Linked DNA regions of Homo sapiens: region 1 is linked to region 2. A link is an interaction called in ENCODE POLR2A ChIA-PET data of the cell type or tissue named here. Cell type or tissue: MCF 10A. All regions are shown on one strand.

Region 1 (5,000 bases), 340 kb after region 2:
CCTTTGAGTGATCTCACTCATCAAGACGAAGGCCATAAATTCTGAGGAATGTTAAACAATCAAATTCCTGACCTGTCTGTGACTATGGGAACTAAGTGCTGTTTACAGGTAGGGCCCTGAAGTTCAAAGAAAATCAGCCCTGCAGCTTTTGTTTTTCATTTGCATGAGTTAAAGCTGAGCCAACCTGCTGTGCTTAGTGAGGTGCAAAATGAGGTCTGAAGAGTCTTTCCAATCTGAGGCTGCCTGCTCACCCAGTGACACCTATTTATTTCAGCTTGGGTCAGTACCAGAAGCCAAATTGCCATAATCCATGAGGGAAGCCTTGCAGTTCTTGTGGAACTCAGAAACACTTAGGGAGTGGAGGGGACTCCAAAAGGGATCATGATCCAAGGAAGAAAAGAGTACAAGACAATGGAAAAAATAGTTGAGAGAGAAGGAAAGAGAGACAGAGATGAACACCCTGATTTGAGCTCCTCTCCAGCTATCTCATACTCACACAAATTTATTTAATATCCAAGGAACTGAGTGTCCTCTAGAATAAACACTAAGGATCAAGTGGCATGTATGTGATTTCACCTGTTTGTCTTGCTCTAATCTCCATATCAGTTCCTAATTGCCTTAAATTCAGGAATCATGACAAAATATATTCACTGTGGTTAAAAAAATCCTTAAGACTTAACATGTGCCCTTGATGTAGAAGAGTTAATTTTCTAACTAATTATTTGTGAAAGCTATATTTTGTGTCAGTGCATAATGAGGAAAAATTAATTTCCTTAAACACTAAGTAAAAATTGCAAGACATCCATCTGTCTCCCATCTTCTTCTCTTGACGCTTTGGGTACTGATAGTGCTAGCAAGTTACCTAAGGCCCTAAGGCCCTACATAAAATGAACAGATGTTTAGCTCTAGTTTTGCAAAATTTGCTGTATGAGTTTTTAGGTTTTATGTTTTCAAACCCTAGAGTCAGAGATCGGTAGGCTTGTGATGTAACTATCTAAAGTTTTTATTGTATTTCCAAAAAGTTTCCATTTTCTCCCAAATAAAATAAAATGTGAAGAAATGTAAGTTTAGATTCGATGTAATTGAATCATTTTACATAATTTTATTGTTAAAAATGTACATTACAAATTCCATGATTCCATACAACAGTTTATTGAGCATATACTATAAGTCACTGATTGCACCAGTGAATTGCTACAGGAATATAAAAACAAAAACAAAAATGATGACGATGCGGCGCTGACATGAACAAGTTTACCAGCTTATCAAAAGGCATGATGAGAAATTAGTTAACTGTAAATCAAGACCAAGCATGATAATGTACCAGAGAAAGGCTTCAAGATCAGAGGGGGAAATACCTTTCTGTCCCACCAATTGCAAAACCTGGGCTTTCAATGGTCAGTGTGTGGGTAGTGCTGACTGAGCATCTGCTGTGGGTTGGTGCTTTATGTAGTTGTTTCATCTCTACCCTCATTTTACAGGTGAGAAAACTTAGGCCCAGAAAGATTTTATGAAATCTCGCAAAATCTCTGAAAGCTCATCAGTCTATGCAAGTCTAAAAACTCTCCAGTCCATGTCTCCCCGTAGGCCTACACCCAGCTCTGGCCCTCTCCACTCCTCTGACTATACTGTAAAAGTGGCTTTTGTCAAGGTGACTGGGAAAATAAGTATTGGAGAAGTTATGTATTTATCTCCTGGTGTTAATTATATCTTTAAGTTGATGCTATTTCTTGAAGATCATTTAATTGCTTCAAATAACTTATCCAAAGATATATTTAGTCTTGATGGTTTGCTGTCTTAATTCCACCCCATTTATCTGGCTTAGTGTAGGTTATCTAGAGTGCAATACTAAAATTTATTTATCTAGTTTTCTTTGCTCATTTTTTTCATTTTGTTTAATACAGAATTTTGAGAACTGAAGCAATTTTTCAATAACAATAAAAATCAAAGAAATGTTATTAAATATTTATATAATTTAACTTTTGTTCAAATCTCTAGATAATTAAATGTTACTAAAATATCTAGATAACATGTTTTATTAAAATATCTAGATAATCAAGGCAACATATTTCCATATGGATCTAAAGTATCTGTATATTACCTTACAGGTGAAGTATGTGTTATCTAAGCAAGTTTAGAAAAGTTAAGGTATCTGAATCGTGGGATCTGGTATTAGTCTGAGCTCTGCCCCTGACTAGCTGAGGTCACAATGAACACTTTGCTAATCCCGATGCAGTACATCTGAGACACCCTGAAGGGCGTGATAGGGAAGATAAGATAATGTATAAGAAATGAATTGAGGTACTGCCAAGCACCATCGAGAATCAGTCCCCATCACTGGCCTCAACAACAGTCATCTCTGTTGTACTATTTCACTGTCCCCCTCCTAAATCACAGCCCACTAGGTGACACATCCCTGACGGGTGCTGGACACACCTGCTGATGGCTGTGATCACCCTAGACATCTAATGAGCCAGATACTTGTCTGTGCCAGCCCTCTTGTTCACACTGCATTCAGCATCTGGATTTTTGGTGCCGTGCCAATCTTAATGAAGTTGTCTTGTTGTTTTCTAAATACCTTTGGACACCTAAGGGCATAATGACTGAGCCAGGGTGTGTGACAGTGATAAAATATGGCACAGGCTGGATGAGCTGTAGCATGAGGCAGGTTTGACATGAAATGATGAGATTTGTTGTAGTCTAATCTACTCCTTTTGCTCCTTTAAGAAAAGATGGGGCAATGGGAGACTGCTGGCTGTTTGGCATCAACTCACAAGAATTGCACCTCTATAAGACAACATTAATTTGTATTGCATGACTCACATTGCATAAAAACAAGTTTGCATTCAAGAATCATGCATTCCCAGTTAATTAATCGCCCTTGTAAATGTTGGGGTGGATTATTGGTTAGTCACACACGTTTTTTTTTTCCCAGAAAGAAGGCAGGTGTGCCTCTCTGGCTCACCGTATAATTTTTTATGCCTGAATCAGCCTTGTGTGCTTCTGCCATTCTCTGCATCCCTTTCATTAAGCTCTGTCTAAATACTGAACTGTCCAAGTGTGTTATTGTAAATCAAGACTATCCACAAGTATTTCAAAACTGACATTTCATGGCTTGAAAAGAATCTAATCCAATTCCCTTTATTTCAGAATACATGGAAAGAGAGACAGAGTGACTAAGGAAGTTGCCCCAGGTCACACAATTAATGACAGAGCCTGTGATATCTAATGAGATCAGCCCCTTAATGGGAAGCTTGGGGCATTTTGGGCCAAAAGAAAATAACAGATTTTTGCCCCTTATCTACATAAGATAGACCCACATTTATGAGAAGAAAAGTTTCAACTCTTGAGAAAAATAGTTTTTGTGATATTTGTTGAATAATTAATGGGTGTGTAAATGAAAATTTTACAAAACAATATTCAAGTTCATGTCCAAAATGATTAAGAGATTTATTTCAAAATTTTAGCATTCATTCAAAGATACCCTTCTATTTATCTTTAAAAATAATTGGTATGTTAAAATTACTCAAATTTATCTTGATGCTTCTTTGAAAAATAAAATAATTTATCATAATGCCATTTTCAGAGTGGGTAATTTTTCTGCCTCACAGACATTATTAAAAGCATTTTTTAAGATAGACAACTGAAGCAAAAGGAAGAATAGATAATAGACTTTATCAGAAGAAAAATATCTAAGACTTGGATCACTTAATTTCTAATATATATTCAAATATTTATTCCTACAGAAAAATATTTTGGTACTAGTGATTCTCAGCTGCAGTGTTGGTCCTTCATGGTGCCTCTTATTATTTCAAAGAGAAGGCAATATTGATATAATTTATTAAATGCAATTCAGCTTTTTTTCTGTTTTACTTAAAAAATGAATACATAGAACCTTCTAAGCTGATGTGAGAGAATGGCTAGGATTGGCATTTCTCCCAAGCCAGCAGATCCCAGAGAGAGTCTCAGTTCCAAATAGGTTAGAGGCCATTTTTTTTAACCAAAAGGAAAAATGTCCTAAATGCATTTTGAAATTCCTGGTTGACTCCAAAGGCATCACTCAAAGCATCAAGGGATCAACTCAGAGGCACTCCATATTATTTTTTTTCAATTGCTTTATAATTTTTAATTTATTTTTATTTTTTATTTTAAGTTCCAGGATACATGTCTAGAATGTGCAGGTTGGTTACATAGGTAAACATGTGCCATGGTGGTTTGCTGCACCTATCAACCTGTCATCTAGGTTTTAAGCCACATTATTTTTATATTATGTTTATAAAGGAGATTACCTACAGAAGCTGCCATTCAGAGGACAGACTGCTAGGAGTTGAATTGTGTCACCCAAAAAGATATATTGAAGTCCTTATCCCCAGTACCTGGGAATGTGACTTTATTTGGCAATAGCATCTTTGCAGATGTAATCAAGTTAAGATTAAAGTGGGCCCTAATTCAATATGATTGATGTCTTTATAAGAAGAGAAGATCCATAGACACCCAGGGAGAAGGCCATGCAGCGACAGAAGCAGAGATTAGAGTGATGCCGTTGCAAGCCAAGGAACACCGAAGACTGAAGACCACAACCAGAAGCTAGGACGAGCCAAAGAATCTGCTAAGAGTCTCAGAAGAAGCCTGGCCCAGCTGACACCCTGGTATTAAACTTCTAGACTTCAAAGTTGTGGGAGAACACATTTATGTTACACTAAAGAACTCAAGTTGTGGTAGATTATTATAGCCACCCTGGGCAACTAGTACAGATTTTGATGATTTTTAAATCCGCTGCATACAGTAGCCACCTCAGAATGCACAGAGGAATAAGTATGTGTACTTTTAGCAATTGCAACGTAATTGAGAGTTTACTTAAAACCCTTCTATTTCAGTAGAATTCTGAATAGTATATTCAATATATTAAATATTTCATTTTGAAATTATTAGCTTATTTCTACTTCTGTAAGCTTTTGATTAATATTAAATTTTAAAGCTGCAAGTTTTTAGATTTGAAA
Region 2 (5,000 bases):
AGAGGCAGGTAAAGCCAATATTATAGCGCTGAGAACTAAACCCTCCCAAGAGGCTGTCTAGTCCAGCCCTTGGCTTTCAGCTGGGTGAGGCTTCATTACACCCGAGAGGCACCCAGGGCCTCGAGAGGTTAAGTGATCCAAATCTCACAGCTAATGAACAGTGGAGGGCTGTGTGTGTAGGTGCGTGTGTGTTTGTGTGAATGTGACACAGACTAGAGCGTTGGTTGCTTTCTTTTAGAGTAGATTTTTTTTTCATTTGGAGAAATGTGAAAAACACGGAAAAATGACAATAATGTAACAATCAGCTATATTCTCACCACCCACATTTAAAACTGAATACCTTATGTAATATTTGCTGCTTTTTTTTTCTGCTTATATTTTTTCAAAGCTACACGGGAAAGGTATATGTGTGTGCTTTTCCTATGAGAAAAAGGAGGCACAAAAAAGGAAAACAAATGCATTTATTCTTTTAACAAAAGGGCAGAAAGGAGAAAGGAAGTAAACCTTGTAGATAAAGCCAAGCTCCTTTTGACCACCATTACAATATTATTCCTCTCCTTCTTTTCCTCTTGAGAACAAAACAACAATCAATTTGAGTTTGATGAGAATTTTTTCAATATTACCTGTGCACTGATATCCATAAACAGTGTGCACTGTCGTCTTAAATGTGTTTCAATGTCACGTGTGATGGGTCATCCTGACACTTGACTTCTTCACTTACCATCATTGGATGAGACAAAACACACAGCCCTTTAGTTTGGTGGGTTTTTTTTGTTTCGTTTTGTTTTGTTTTGTTTTTGAGATGGAGTCTCGCTCTGTCGCCCAGGCTGGAATGCAGTGGCGTGATCTCGGCTCACTGCAAGCCCCGCCTCCCAGGTTTAAGCAATTCTCCTGCCTCAGACTCCCGAATAGGTGGGACTACAGGCGCCCACCACCACGCCCGGCTAATTTTTTGTATATTTAGTAGAGACGAGGTTTCACCGTGTTAGCCAGGATAGTCTCAATCTCCTGACCTTGTGATCTGCCCGCCTCAGCCTTCCAAAGTACTGGGATTACAGGCGTGAGCCACCCCCCACGGCCTAGTTTGGTCTTTTTCACCATCATGCAGTGAGACATGGTGTGCACAATCCGCATGTTTTCTGGATAGTCCCTTCTGAAATGTTCATTTATGATTTTGGCTCTTCCAGAGGACATCACGGTAAATAATCTCGTGCATTTTCCAAGTGTTTCCCTCGTGTTTCCTGATCATTGATCATGCGCATTTTCAACTGTCCTAAATATTGCCAAATTGCTGTCCAGAGTGGCTATGACTAATACATCCCTGCCAGTTTGCCTGGGGGCTTCTGTTTCCCTAAATCCTTCCCAGCACTCAACAATGTTACTTGTTTTAATTTTTCCAGAGCTGACCAAAATATAGCTCATCCGTTTCCAGTGCAAGTAAAAGGTGAGAGGCTAGGTGGGTGTTTAGAACATTTCAGTGTATGTGGAACTATGACTGTGCAGAGACCCTGGGAGGTGGTCTGACCCAACTCTGCCACATGCGGGGGGCTCTATTTCACCACTGCTGCCTCCTTGGCACTGCTTTTTGAGGCACATTGATAATTTAGCTACTCTGTGTTAAAGATAGCGATGTAGACTGACTGATTAGCCTGATGTAAAAAAAAAAAAAAAAAAAAGCGTTTGGCAAATACAACCCTATGTGGTCCATATTTGAATATTTTTTCACAAGTCAACTGCTTGATTATATAGCTAAGAAAAACAAAGGCCAGAGATTTTACATGGCTTATCCAAGCTCTCTTCTCTTTAGGAAAATAAATTTCAGGAAGGTTGAACAATTGGCAGAGAAACACTGAAATAAAAATCAATGACATTGATGGGGCTTGGCCTCAGGGGGCCTTCCGCTGGTTTTTACCTATGGCCTGTATCTCTCAGTAGTTCCAGTTTCTGCTAATGACGTCCACTTGTAAGGAGGACAGAGCCTGGATTATAGGAGACGCTAGATACATATTGCCCAAATTGACAAATGAGTCAAAATGGGGAGCATATCAAAATCTATGTGGTGTGTGCATGTATTGAAAACATGTCCCAGAAAATCAAAATATTGTGCCTCCCAAAGAATCATACACCTACCCTCATCCTCCACTTTTTCCTCTCTTCCCTTTCCCAGGACCTATATGAGAGTATTAATTGCAGACTGACCCCAATAACGACAGAGTTTGAATAAGAAATATAGTAGTGTAGTAGGTTCACTGATTCTATGAAAAAATATGAAGCAACAAAACAGGGCACATGTGGTATAAACAGCATGGGATATGGGTGGATAGACCATTTGTTTAAAGTTTACGGCAGATATCATCACTGTAATACACAATATATCATGGGACAAGTTATATTAGGCTTTATGTAAATAGAGGCAATGATATGGGAACAATGGCTTTTAAAATTTACCAATAGGGCACAATCTAGAATATTAAGCAAAAATTAGTCCAAACTTTGGTTGTATAAAATTGAAGAGAGGTAATTTTGATAGGGATAAATGCTAAACTATTGATAAAAAAAATACAGAAATATTTTTTAGGTGAGATGTTGTGGTCTAAGGGTACTGTTTGTGAGAATAGATGGCTGCTTTCATTCAGAAAGGCAACATGGCGTTAAAGGTAGTTATTTCGTGAGGCCTAGCAGAATAGGTTACACTGAGACCAGAAAATACATTAAGTGAGTATCAGCTTAATAAGCAATGAATAGACAGAAGAAGACGCCCTGAGGAAAAGAGGTGCACTGTGAGCTTGAGAACCAGACCATACTGCAAGTCACCATCCCTCCGTGTTCTCCAAGGAAGGAGATGATGCACTTTCTTAACTCCTGTAATTTCTGTGGCTGTGACTCACTGGGCTGGTGTAAGAGAACAAGTATTTACACCGCTGTTCTCAATCAGTAGTCAAGCTTTGAAAAGGAAATAAGGAATAACTTTCCCATATTTGGAGGTAACAAGTGTAGCAAGATGGCACAATCCCTCCCTCTCAAAGGAGCTATGAGGTTTTACTAATAGTGGCTATTACTCATCCAGAGGCCAGCGCCTCTGCCAGCACAGGGTCCCCTTATACTTTACTGGAGAATTTTAGTTTTTATCATAGAGCATTGATGTGTCACATTAAAAATGTTTACAAAGCATTTTATAATCATTATTTACTGCCTTACATAGCAACCCCACGCTGCAGTTCAGTCCTGCCTTTTAAACAGCATGAACCACCTACTCACACATAGGACCCAACTCCAGAAGGCTCCTCTTGACATTTTTGGCTGAACTATCATTTAATCTGGATCAAAGTTAAATTTTAAAAGTTGCTGTGGTCAAAGAAAAAAGGATAGATAATTTAGCTTTCTTTTGTGCTTTTAGGATTACGATGATAGCAGATTTGTAAGAAAAGAAAATTCCTTTAAAATTAAAGGTCATGTCTTTGACTCTGTCAATTTCTCTTTGTTCAAAAATGAATAAGAAGATATTAAAGAAAAATATACAAGCACAAAAGGAGTCATTAAAATTTATTTTCCAAGCTATTTGTTGAATATAGTGTAGAAATGAGTCAGGAACAGGACATTTTTTACACTAAAGGGATTAAACAGAAAGACCAAAGCTAGTTTGTGCCTTTTAAATCAAATTGTTTTCAATGTCTGCAATGTAGACTGCATTTATGACTTGACATTTATTAAAAATAGCATCAGTTAATTTTTCAATTTTTAAGGAATTCAATAAAGTAATGTCTTAGTTATGCTTGAAAGTTATGTTGGAGGCTAGACCGTGGAAGAAATGTATTAGGTTAATTTAAATTTTGGTTGATATTAATTCATATCTTAAAGAAAAAACAGTTCTTGTGATTCCAGTGAACATGAGAAATAGTCTATGAAACAGAATTCTGGGAGAACTGCTACATGACTTGAGTCATTTTAAGCTAGACGGACTCAACATTCAGGAATATCCCTTGGGGAATTTCCTGAAATTGACAATGAGTAAGACACCCTAGGAGAATCCTTTTCCATTTTGGAGGTGATTTCCCATGCTCCCTGTCTTATTTTTCTGTCTTCTGATTGAAATAGAAACCCCGACATGTGTCTACCACCAAACCACCCTGAACGTGCCCAATCTCATCTGATCTCACAAGCTAAGCAGGGTCGGGCCTCGTTAGTACTTGGATGGGAAAAATTCCAGCAAGTACTCGTTTTGTTGGTGCATATGTTATGATACGTGTGCACCAGTTACACAATAAAATAGTATTTGTAAAAAAGTATAAGCAGAGAGGAGTATGCGGTTGTTACTCAAAAGTAAATTATCAAGTAGACAAGTTAATTAGCAACTGATTCAAGGAATTTTTTGGATAATATTGTATTTCATTTGAATAAGGATGCATCTTAAAATCTACTGGTATACCTCTTTTTCCAAAATTGAAGTGAAAGTAGTAATACAATATGGAGCTTTGGAATTTATTCTGAAGGATACTGTAGCTTATGAGTGGTCATGGAGCTGATTAAATAAATGTTGTTTAAGCAATTACTCCCAGAGTGAACACAGTTTCTCCCATTCGGGGCATTTCCCTTACAACTTCTATTGTATTTCTTTGAATTTTGGAAATCACAACTGGCCTTGTATGCATTGTCGTTATGGTATCTCCCAAGAGATAGCAGCATTCCTACAGGGTTTAAGTGGAACTGATGCATTTATGTGCGTTTATTTATTTGCTCCAAGACATGATGTTTCCCCATTACTATGGTCAGAACTAGGAACGGAGCCTGAGAATTTGTGTCTAGGCCTTTATTCTAACTAACAACAACACTCGATCCCACTACAAAAAAAAAAAAAAAGTAATCTGCCATGTCAGAAAAAAAAAAGGGCCTTCAGCTCCAGTAAATTGCAGGGTTATACTTTAAAAGAAAAAAAAAAAGGAAAGAAAAGAAAAAAAAAAGTAAGGCAACTTTCATTTGAAAGGTTTAGGATTCTAGCAGGA

Evidence for each region. Peaks named below come from ENCODE experiments on the same cell type or tissue, not always from the same donor. Only the 100,000 strongest peaks of a DNase experiment are listed, where the experiment ranks them.
Region 1: POLR2A ChIA-PET joins it to region 2 with 6 read pairs; 2 of 35 experiments call an interaction of 5 or more read pairs at or near these places.

The regions. Positions count from the first base shown.
Region 1 is chr13:105,812,290-105,817,289 of GRCh38, reverse strand. No RefSeq gene overlaps it. Among named protein-coding and RNA genes, the nearest start is that of LINC00343, 110 kb to the right of the region's middle. RefSeq lists an enhancer at 1-593. In MCF 10A, no CTCF peak of the experiment used is centred here; a DNase peak (open chromatin) is centred at 2,839.
Region 2 is chr13:106,154,600-106,159,599 of GRCh38, reverse strand. It overlaps the pseudogene RNA5SP38. Among named protein-coding and RNA genes, the nearest start is that of LINC00460, 220 kb to the left of the region's middle. In MCF 10A, no CTCF peak of the experiment used is centred here; DNase peaks (open chromatin) are centred at 2,929 and 3,999.